3 separate regions of the Homo sapiens genome follow, and regions 1 and 3 are each linked to region 2. A link is a contact called in ENCODE Hi-C or POLR2A ChIA-PET data. All regions are on one chromosome and are shown on one strand. Each heading gives the region's core, a stretch centred on a gene start or an enhancer-like site at or near the end of the contact. The rest is flanking DNA. Distances are from core to core; before and after follow the strand shown. Region 1 has its middle 100 kb from the start of RDX. Region 2 overlaps ZC3H12C (zinc finger CCCH-type containing 12C). Region 3 holds the start of ZC3H12C (zinc finger CCCH-type containing 12C).

The links. Hi-C counts contacts between places; a loop is a spot of excess contacts on that map. ChIA-PET counts read pairs that join two places held with the same protein, here RNA polymerase II (POLR2A). Pooled maps may share reads with other maps.
Region 1: a map of endothelial cell of umbilical vein shows a loop between it and region 2 (2.9-fold over the local background). The contact joins two enhancer-like sites. A Hi-C loop is called at or near these places in 1 of 168 maps with a recorded cell type or tissue (endothelial cell of umbilical vein). POLR2A ChIA-PET finds 5 or more read pairs at or near these places in 4 of 52 experiments (GM12878, MCF 10A, Panc1 and 1 more).
Region 3: a loop to region 2 is called in a map of endothelial cell of umbilical vein, with 5 times the contacts of the local background. The contact joins the promoter of ZC3H12C here to the enhancer-like site in region 2. A Hi-C loop is called at or near these places in 4 of 168 maps with a recorded cell type or tissue (aorta, dorsolateral prefrontal cortex, endothelial cell of umbilical vein and 1 more), 2 of 37 single-sample maps with no recorded cell type and 6 of 50 pooled maps. POLR2A ChIA-PET finds 5 or more read pairs at or near these places in 6 of 52 experiments (A549, GM12878, HEK293 and 3 more).

Annotation. Positions count from the first base shown.
Region 1 is chr11:110,194,941-110,197,892 of GRCh38, forward strand. It overlaps a transcript of RDX not described here. Among named protein-coding and RNA genes, the nearest start is that of RDX, 100 kb to the right of the region's middle. Within about 2 kb of position 1,376, at least 5 of the 41 ENCODE cell types and tissues checked have a DNase peak (open chromatin) inside an H3K27ac peak, as active enhancers do; they include endothelial cell of umbilical vein, where a contact is called at or near this core.
Region 2 is chr11:110,147,037-110,149,903 of GRCh38, forward strand. The region is part of intron 2 of ZC3H12C (zinc finger CCCH-type containing 12C); the gene reads left to right. Among named protein-coding and RNA genes, the nearest start is that of ZC3H12C, 55 kb to the left of the region's middle. Within about 2 kb of position 1,500, at least 6 of the 41 ENCODE cell types and tissues checked have a DNase peak (open chromatin) inside an H3K27ac peak, as active enhancers do; they include endothelial cell of umbilical vein, where a contact is called at or near this core.
Region 3 is chr11:110,092,133-110,095,190 of GRCh38, forward strand. It overlaps ZC3H12C (zinc finger CCCH-type containing 12C), which reads left to right and starts at 1,260. Exons shown (of 6, transcript NM_033390.2): 1 at 1,260-1,300. The coding sequence starts at 1,280. RefSeq lists silencers at 470-529, 830-1,089, 1,150-1,619.

The DNA.
Region 1 (2,952 bases), core at 126-2,625, 48 kb after region 2:
TCTTGAAGGCTGTAAGAGTGACTTTTTTGGTTGTTTTTTGTTTTGTTTTGTTTTGTTTTGTTTTGTTTGAGACAGGATCTCGCTTTGTCGTCCAGGCTGGAGCGCAGTGGTGCGATCTCAGCTCACTGCAACCTCCACCTCCCGGGTTCAAGCGATTCTCCTGCCTCAGCCTCCCGAGTAGCTGGGATTACAGGCACACACCACCATGCCCAGGGGGGTTTCACCAAGTTGGCCAGGATGGTCTCGCTCTCTTGACCTCGTGACCCATCCACCTCAGCCTCCCAAAGTGCTGGGATTACAGACGTGAGCCACCGTGCCCAGCCAGAGTGACTGTTAATGCAGCTGACTCATGTCACAAACTGTCACCCAATCCTCTAAGCTTCGGTCCTTGGACATTCAAAACACCTCAAAGTGCCAGGACTAGTGCCATCTTATGAATTAATAATGCTGCTTCACATCCCAGCTCTGCCACTGAACTCTCCTCAACCCTCTTTCTCCAAACACTGGCCAGGTCCGAAGTAACTGAAATCAGAGAAGATGGGAACCTGAGATGGGGCAGGCAAGCAATATTCACCGCCTACCACCAGGATGCAGAATCAAGTGCGCAGTAAGGCTCAGGCTGATGTTAGAATATATTTATTGCTACATTTATATACAATTATACAAACAGCCCAGACAGGAAAGAAATGTTGCATCGATTTCTGCAGATTCCACCAACATGTGCACAGAAATGGAGCTGTTCACCACTGAGTTTGCTCTTGGATTGAAGCCAAATATAAGTCACATACATTTTTTGAAAAAGTGGGAAATTCTTGGAAATCCTGTCCATAGATTCTTCCTTACAAGCTAGTCATGCAGAAAAAAGTGGGTTCTCATAAGCTGATGCCTTCCAGCATGTTTGGGGGATAGAGTCCTGAAGATGGGGTGCAGTAGATGCTGGCTTGGGACTGCAGGGTGCTGTGCGAAGTCCCAAGTCCTGGCCCATCTTGCTAAGGTCTGTCTTTAGGAAAGGCAATTGAGAGGGGTCTGGAGAGAAAGAGAATAGCAAGAAAGGGAAATCCAACAGTAAACTGAGAAGAGGAGAGAACCATGAGCCAGGGCCCTGGGTAATGGAATACTGGTCCATCCAGTTCCAGCTGAGATTGCAGACTTTGGGGGATATACACATTCAGAACACCAGGTATGTCCTTATCCTAAAGCTTCCCATAAGTCAGTAGCCAGGGGCCTGCATGAAGACACAGAAAGTGAATAGGAAAGTCAGGCAAGAAAGAAGAAAACTCAACTTGAACACTCGTATTATCAACATTCAGTTGAAAAGGCATGACCCTGAATGTCTTTGCACATTTTGTAAGTTAACATTTAGTCATGGTTAGTTGATGGTTGAGTGATGAAGGGGAATGGAATGCCAGTGAGGAAATGTAATGATGTACAGATTGTATCAAAATAAAGGTGCGTCCACAAACTCTACACTCTGACCTCAGCCTGGTTAGAATTACTTTTGGCCTCAAAAGGAGTCTCACATATAGATTTTGCAATGTTCTGATCCAGAATTATGATGTGGATATAAGATGACGGTATAAACACTCTCTCTTTCATGTCACAGTCACATACACCTTAGTGACGTGAATCCCAAGAGAAATTGTTGAGCAGCCACAGGGCGTGTGTGCTTAGGGAATGAGTTCACCTTATTTACACCAGCTCCGTCTGACCCACCTCAGGCCCCTTCCCAACTCAGGAATCCAGGAGGGAGGACCTGCAGATTGGGTTTACTCTGGCCTCCTCAGCTAAAATCAGCTCAGAGCCTCAGAGAAAGGTCTGAAGGTTGAGAAAAAAGGCCCATGACTCTAAATACACCAGACTGTGCCAGGCTTTGGGGTTGATTAGTAATTTGGGTACAGTCTGGTCCCAAGGCTGTAGGGGTCCTATTCATGTGGAAACCAGTCAGTTCTATCTTGTTCATGGCTTATTTTATTTTTGAGACAGGGTCGCGCTCTGCCACCCAGGCTGGAGTGCAGGGGTGTGATCTTGGCTCACTGCAGCCTCGACCTCCTGGGCTTAAGCAATTCTCCCACCTCAGCCTCCCGAGTAGCTGGGATCACAGGCATGTGCCACTATGCTCAGATAACTTTTTGTATTTTTTGGAGAGCCAGGGTTTTGCCATGTTGCCCAGGCTGGTCTCAAACTCCTGAGTTCATTCAACCCACCTGTCTCAGCCTCCAAATGTGCTGGGATTACAGGCACGAGCCATAGCGCCTGGCCTGTGCATGGCTTTAGATGTCACGTTTAATTCCTTAATGTCACCATAATCCTACAGGCCCCTAGTCACGAGGAAGATAGGATGACAGTGCTGTGGAGAAGCCCTGGGGGCAGTGGGAGACGGACCAGAACATCACTCAAGAGTCCCTGTTCTTTCTCTTGGGTCAATAATTTTATAATCAACTATGGAGAGGCCCAGCAGTTCTTCCAAGGGTGCCAACTATGTGACACCTCAAGCTGGAGGATGTGGCAATCACCAACTCTGTGGATCCCTTCATAAATTCATGTCTAGATAATTCAAAATCTCTTTCTGTCATTTGATCTTGACTTTTCATGCAGAAACTTTCTTTTCCTACTTCTGACGACAATAGCTCAGAGTCAAACTCACTCAAAGGATTTGCTCTAAAAAGAACATTAACAGATGAAAATCAAGGAGGAAAAATCATAAAAGATCAGGTAGATTTTACTTTGGGGAGTTTTACGAGTTGACAAAATGGAAAGAGTTACATGAATGAATTTCTGCACTGGAAGAAATGGCTAAAGATAAATAGCTAAGAAGAGTATTGTTTGCGGCAATCTATGGCACATTAAGAATGTGCTTTAACCCAGGATTTTAGCTCAAATATCAGAAATAAGACCAGCTGGATTCTCAGCTAGACCCGTTTCAAAGAGAGTGAGAGCAAATGATGATGGATG
Region 2 (2,867 bases), core at 250-2,749:
AGTCTCCTCTTGTTTGAGGAGGCAGTCAGCTTCCTGAGGCCAGGGCACTCCCTTACAAGAGGGGTTATCATTTGCCTCCACCGTGCCTGTTCCATTAGTCAAACACAGTCGGCCAGAGCAACTCCATGCAGCAGCCAGTGTGCCACAGAGCACCTCGGCAAATGTTTCCAGATCTTTTCAGAGCACTGGGAAATAACTCTTTAAGATGGGTACCATCAGCTGGGGAAAAGGTCATATGCACTCCTACCATGTCTGATGTACCTGGCAGTCCTGGATCACTTTAAAAAGGCATTTGAGTCACCGGAGCTACTAAAGGGTAGGGCTGATTTTCTTCCATTGAGATGAAAAAATAAGTTGACTCAATGAGAACACATGACTACAGGGAGGGGAATATCACACACCGGGGCCTGTCAGGGGGTCGGAGGGAAGGGGAGGGAGAGCATTAGGACAAATACCTAATGCTCGCGGGGCTTAAAACTGAGGTGATGGGTTGATAGGTGCAGCACACCACCATGGCACATGTATACCTATGTAACAAACCTGCACATTTCAGCCCATGTATCCCAGAATTTAAAGTAAAATTAAAAAAAAAAAAGAAAAGAAAAGAAACAATAAGTTGGTTTGTATGACACTGTAGTGTCAGTCTCATTTTGCTGTTTGGTATCCTTACTCCTTTTGCCTCCCCTTTCATCTAAGTTACCAACGCAACCATTTGCCAACCTAATACCTTAATTCTAGGACAGTCTGTTATCCAGGTTCTCAGACTCCTTGTTCCTTCTTCTTCATCATTTCTGCCTCCGTAGCTGTGTTTTGCATGTTCTGTTTAGGGAAGTTTTGGAGAATGGAATCCACATTAGAATATTCTAATAAGGCTAGCAATTTTCCCCCTTCCAAAGGGAAGTTATCTCCAGAACCTGTAGCCATTGGGAATCATCCATCCATCCAGAAGGTCATTGCCCCACTCTTCTAGGACCTAGATAGAGGCAAAGAAGGGCAACAAGAAGCAGAAAAAGCAGAAGGAGCAACAGCAGAAAGAGGTCAAGAACCTGGAAGAAGAGAAAGGAGCTTTCAGTTACTTTATCTCTTCCTCCAGTTTCTTAATTCATTCTTTGTGGCTGCCCACTTCATTCCTTCTTTTATTTCCTGAGATCCAGAGATACCAATAATCCCTTTGAGTGGGGTTTTTCTGAGAATTCCTGTAAATACATCAATTTGTCTACTTCAAATGAGCCTTCTTTTGACCGTTGCAAAGCAGGATTTTTATAAGTATGCTTATGCCAAATGTGAGAGAATAAAAGAAGCCTTTTATTTTTAAAAGAGAGACCTACTGACAATATTCTAGGCATCTCGTATTTTTCTACTGCTAAAGCCAGTGATGAATCAGATGGGACCTTCAATGAGTTACCCATTTTGCTCAGTTGTAACTTGGAATTTACAGAGAGGCTTTGGAATTTTCCCTGGGAACCAAATCCCACTCAGCCAAAGTAGTCAGAGGGAGACTTTTTGGCAAACATTCAGAGTTCTGACCTAATCACGGGTGACCACAAATCCTCCAACAAATTCACCCACCAAAAGGACTCACTTGAGATATACCAATCTTCCTTATTGCCAAATTGTTGGGATAAAAAAGTAATCAAGGCCCAAAGGAACATGCTAATTCATAAAAATAGAATTAACTAATTTTGTTACTGAGCAGAAAACCCCTGCATCCATGCAGATAGCCCATAAGTGGCTATAGAGCTATGGTGAATGTTCTCTATTTATAAGCAATTAAAGCTATGGTCCTTTTTTTAGTAAATAGTCAACAGATAGTTCATTTGCATCAGTAGCTACATGGCACTTACTCTGACATCCTGTTTTTCATCATTCTTTATCTGGCTCACTCTGATTTTGTAATTCTTTATCAGTACCTCCTCTAGTTGTCCCTTATATTGTATCTAGCACGTATGATGAGTCACATCCTTCATCATGCGTCAGTAAGGTTAGATTAAGTTCAGTCTCCCAAAACCTCTCCTAGTGTGACAAGTCCCATCTGCAGATTTGAGCCACCAGGTAACTGTCTGCTCAGGCTTAAGTTATTATACTATGAATGATTCTGGATCTTGATGCCTGACACAGACTTCCAAGACAACAGCAGCGATTCTAGAGATTTCTCAGTTAGCATTCATTTTGGGGCCTCATCAGGGGAATATTGGCTGGGAAAGTCCTGGTAACTCGGGGACCCACCCTGCTCATCCCCACTAACCTGCCTTTCCCTCGCCGTTTAAAAGATAAGAACAGTAGCTTGCCCCCAAGTGCCATCTAAGGCTGGGAGGAGGATGAAAGGCAGTTGCCAATTGTATTGAATCTAATTTCGAGTTCCTGTGGGGTTTTACTGTACCTGGATGCAGAGCTACTGTATTTTAGAGAAAGTACGCCTTCCGCTTTATGGAAGTATTGCCAAATTGCTCTCCCAAATAGTTATACCAATTTACACTCCCACCTGTGATGTATGAGTTCCTACTTTCACACATTCTTGGCAACATCTGGTGTTTGCAGACTTTATTTTTATCAATCTGATGGGTGTGAAGTAGTGTCTCATTTTGGCTTTAATTTGCATTTCTTTACTATTGAACATCTTTTCCTATGTTCATTGGTCATTTGAGTTTCCTCTTCTGTGAATTGATTGTTCATATCTTTTGCCTTAAAAAACAACTGGCTACCTCTTTTAATATACGAGAGTACTTTATGTTCTGAGTACTAACCTTCTGATTGGTATTATATGTTGCAAATCTCCTCTCCAAAGCTATGACCTGTTTTTTTATTATGGAGTCTTTTGTATAAAGAACTTTCATGTGCTCCAATATGTCTATTTTTCTTAATAGCAT
Region 3 (3,058 bases), core at 10-2,509, 55 kb before region 2:
AGGCGAATAAGGTTATTTGAACATTTCTGAAACATTGACTTAGTTTGTGCTGGGTGTTGTACGATTCACAGAAGTAGAAAGGCTCTCTGCTCCCGGTGCTTTTCAGCCTGCGATTCAGGCGCCCACCTCTGTGCAAAGGGCTGTTTCCTTCCGATCTCCTGAAAGAGATCTGGATGTATCTTGGGTTCAACCTCGATTTTGACACGATTGCCATTTCCATCAAAGCCAATTTCCTTGCTGAAAGAAGTCCTATCCCTGGGTGAAATCCCAACAGCTTCATTTGTTTAAATTCTTTTATTGGCCTTGCTAATGCAGGGTGTGGTTTTTCCTCATCACGGAATATTGATAAGTAAACAACTACGGGGAACCTGCCCTAAGAAGGCGGCCCGTCGATCTCCTTGACTGCCCGGGACATGATCAGTGTTACTGCTGGGTGGAGAAGGTGTCGCCGAGCGGAAAGGCGCCGTCCTGCACCAGGTCGGGGGAGAGGCGCGGGGAGGTCGGGACCGCTGGGTTGGGCCGGGGCAGGGAATAGGCGCGAGGGGAGGCGGCGCGGGAACCTCGGGCAGCCCCAGCGGCTGGGTCGAGCCCGACAGGTTCCAGCAGCTCCCCTCACCCCTCTCCACGCCTCTCGGGTTTTCCCCTTGGCTCAGGGTTTCCTGTTTCAGTTCTCGGCGTTCTCCAGCAGCAGGTGCTGGTTTGCCAACCTCGGCTCCAGAGGCGGCGACGGAGGAGAAGGAAAAGAGGGAAGGGGAGGAGGAAGCGGCGCGGCTGCGGTGGCTGCGGGCGGGCGGGCGGGCGAGGAGCGCGGAGCGAGGTGGCGGAGCCGGGTTCGCTCTCGCCCGCGGAGCAGCGGCACGGACGAAGGGCAGGGCCGAGCCGAGCCCAGCGCTCGGGCGCGCCCGAGCCGGGGCCCTGGCGTGCGGCCAGCTGTCCGGGCGGGAGGCATGAGGGAGCCTCGCGCTCGCCCCGCGCCCTAGCGGCGGCCGCGGCAGCCCAGGGCTGAGGCGAGAGGCGGCCGCCTGCCGGAGGGCCCCGGGGCTGCCCCAGCTCCAGGGCATGTAGTGATGGCTGCGGAGAAGAGAATGCAAGTAGGTTGAGCAACAGATTCGAGTGCGCGCGCGTTGGGGCTGTGAGTTGTGCAACCCAGGGAGGGGGCGCCGGGGCTGCGGCCCGCGGAGAGGGCGCGCGGGCGGGCGCGGCTTGGCGCGGGAGGGCCGCGGTGGCCGCTTCTCCGCGGGCCCCGCCGCCCGCTCGCCGCTTTCTCGCGGGGCTGGCTATGCCGGGTGGCGGCTCCCAGGTTTGTCCTCGGGAAGGGGGTGGGGGACGCGGACCGCGGCGAGAGTGGTCCTGGGGTAGCCGGTCGTGGGGAGGGCCGCGGGGCCGCGCCCGGGCGCCAGGCGGAGGGCGCCGGGGCCGCAGCGACCTCGCCGTGTGATCTCCAGGCCCAGGCGGGTCGGGCTCCGGAGGTCGAGTCACCGAGCTCCGGTCGCTCAGGTGGGGCCGAGCGGAAAGCCCAGCGCATCCTCCCCTCGGGCAACGCCGTCCCCGCCGGGATTTCGGGCGAGGTGAGGCCGGGCTTCCCGGCCCCGCGGCCTAAGGCACCGGTCCCCGCCCGCCCGGGGGCATAGATCGCGAACATGGAGGCGGGCTCGGGCGCCGCGGATGGAAACGGACACACTGCGCTGCCCCAGCGGCTCAGACTCGCGCGCGCTCGTGGGGCGAGACATCTCTTGGCATCTCGGATCCAGCCCTGGCCATTCGCTTAACTATCCATCCCTCCATCCAGATCGCCAGCAACCCCAGGCCGAGCGTCACGAAAGCCCCTCACTCCCCCCTCGTCCCTCCTTCACCCCCAGGCTCCAGTCCAGATCCCTTTTACACGCTGCGTTCATTTTAGCTCGGCTGTTCACATTTTTAACTCCGTATTAAGAAGTGTTACAAATATAACTTGGAGAAATGAATCCCGCATTTCTTCCCTAAGCTGTCTCATTTCAAGTCCTTAAAAACAGCCCTAACATCCAAGTACTGATTACTCTGTCTGGGGTTCTTGCCATTTGGTTATCCGTTAACAATCTCGGTTTGTGTTCGGTGTTTTGTGATAAAGAGATGAAAGACGAATCCAGATTTAGGAAAAGTTTTCCTATTGGTTGACAAGACTGTATTGGAGTATCCCAGGCCCATCAGGCGCTTATTGATTCAGACTTTTTTTAAACCATTTTAGAATAGATGCAGAGATAATTGGAGCTAAGTATTGTATGTTTAGGAATTTGGCAACGTTGTTCAGTTTTTCACTTGTTACGTGCTTGAGTTTTTCCACTTTTAAAATGCATATTATAAACGGAAAACGAGATAAACCTCAAACACAATTTTTGACTTTTCAAGAACCACAAGAAGTCATAAATACAGTGTGTTATAAATGTTTTTGTCTTAATGGACTTAGGATTTAGAGGGTATGACTTCCATTCATTTAATCACATGTACAATTAATTTTAGTAGCAGTTTCTTAAGTTTAGGGTTCTCTGTGTTTGACTACATGATAGCTTCATCAAACATTGGTAAAATTAATCTTAGTGTGATAAGCCCAGGAAGATGCCTATTTCGGACTTGACCCCCTGTTCACCTGTTTTCTTCAACAATTTGGCATGCTTATTTCCAGTTACCTAAATCTGTCTACTGGATGGTACCATAAAAATAGAATGGCCTGTTGACTATGTACCCATAGTTCAAAATGTTTTAATATTTTTACATGAAAGAGTCTATCTTACTTTCAAAGTAAGTTACAAGATTCTACTTCTAGTATTTGGTCACCATAAAAGTACTTAAACATTATAACCAAAGTAAAATGAACTTTTAAATAAACAACAACAAAGTGACTGGCATTTTTTAGCCTTTATTTAATAAGGGAAGTCTAACGGAACTATTTTAGTATAATGGGAAATATTAAAGGATAGGAAACAGAAACTTGGAATGTTTCTATACTGATGAGAGTTTTTATTAGTCACTTCCTTTTACTAAATTTTTGTTTTAATGACCAGACTATATAAAAATACCCTAT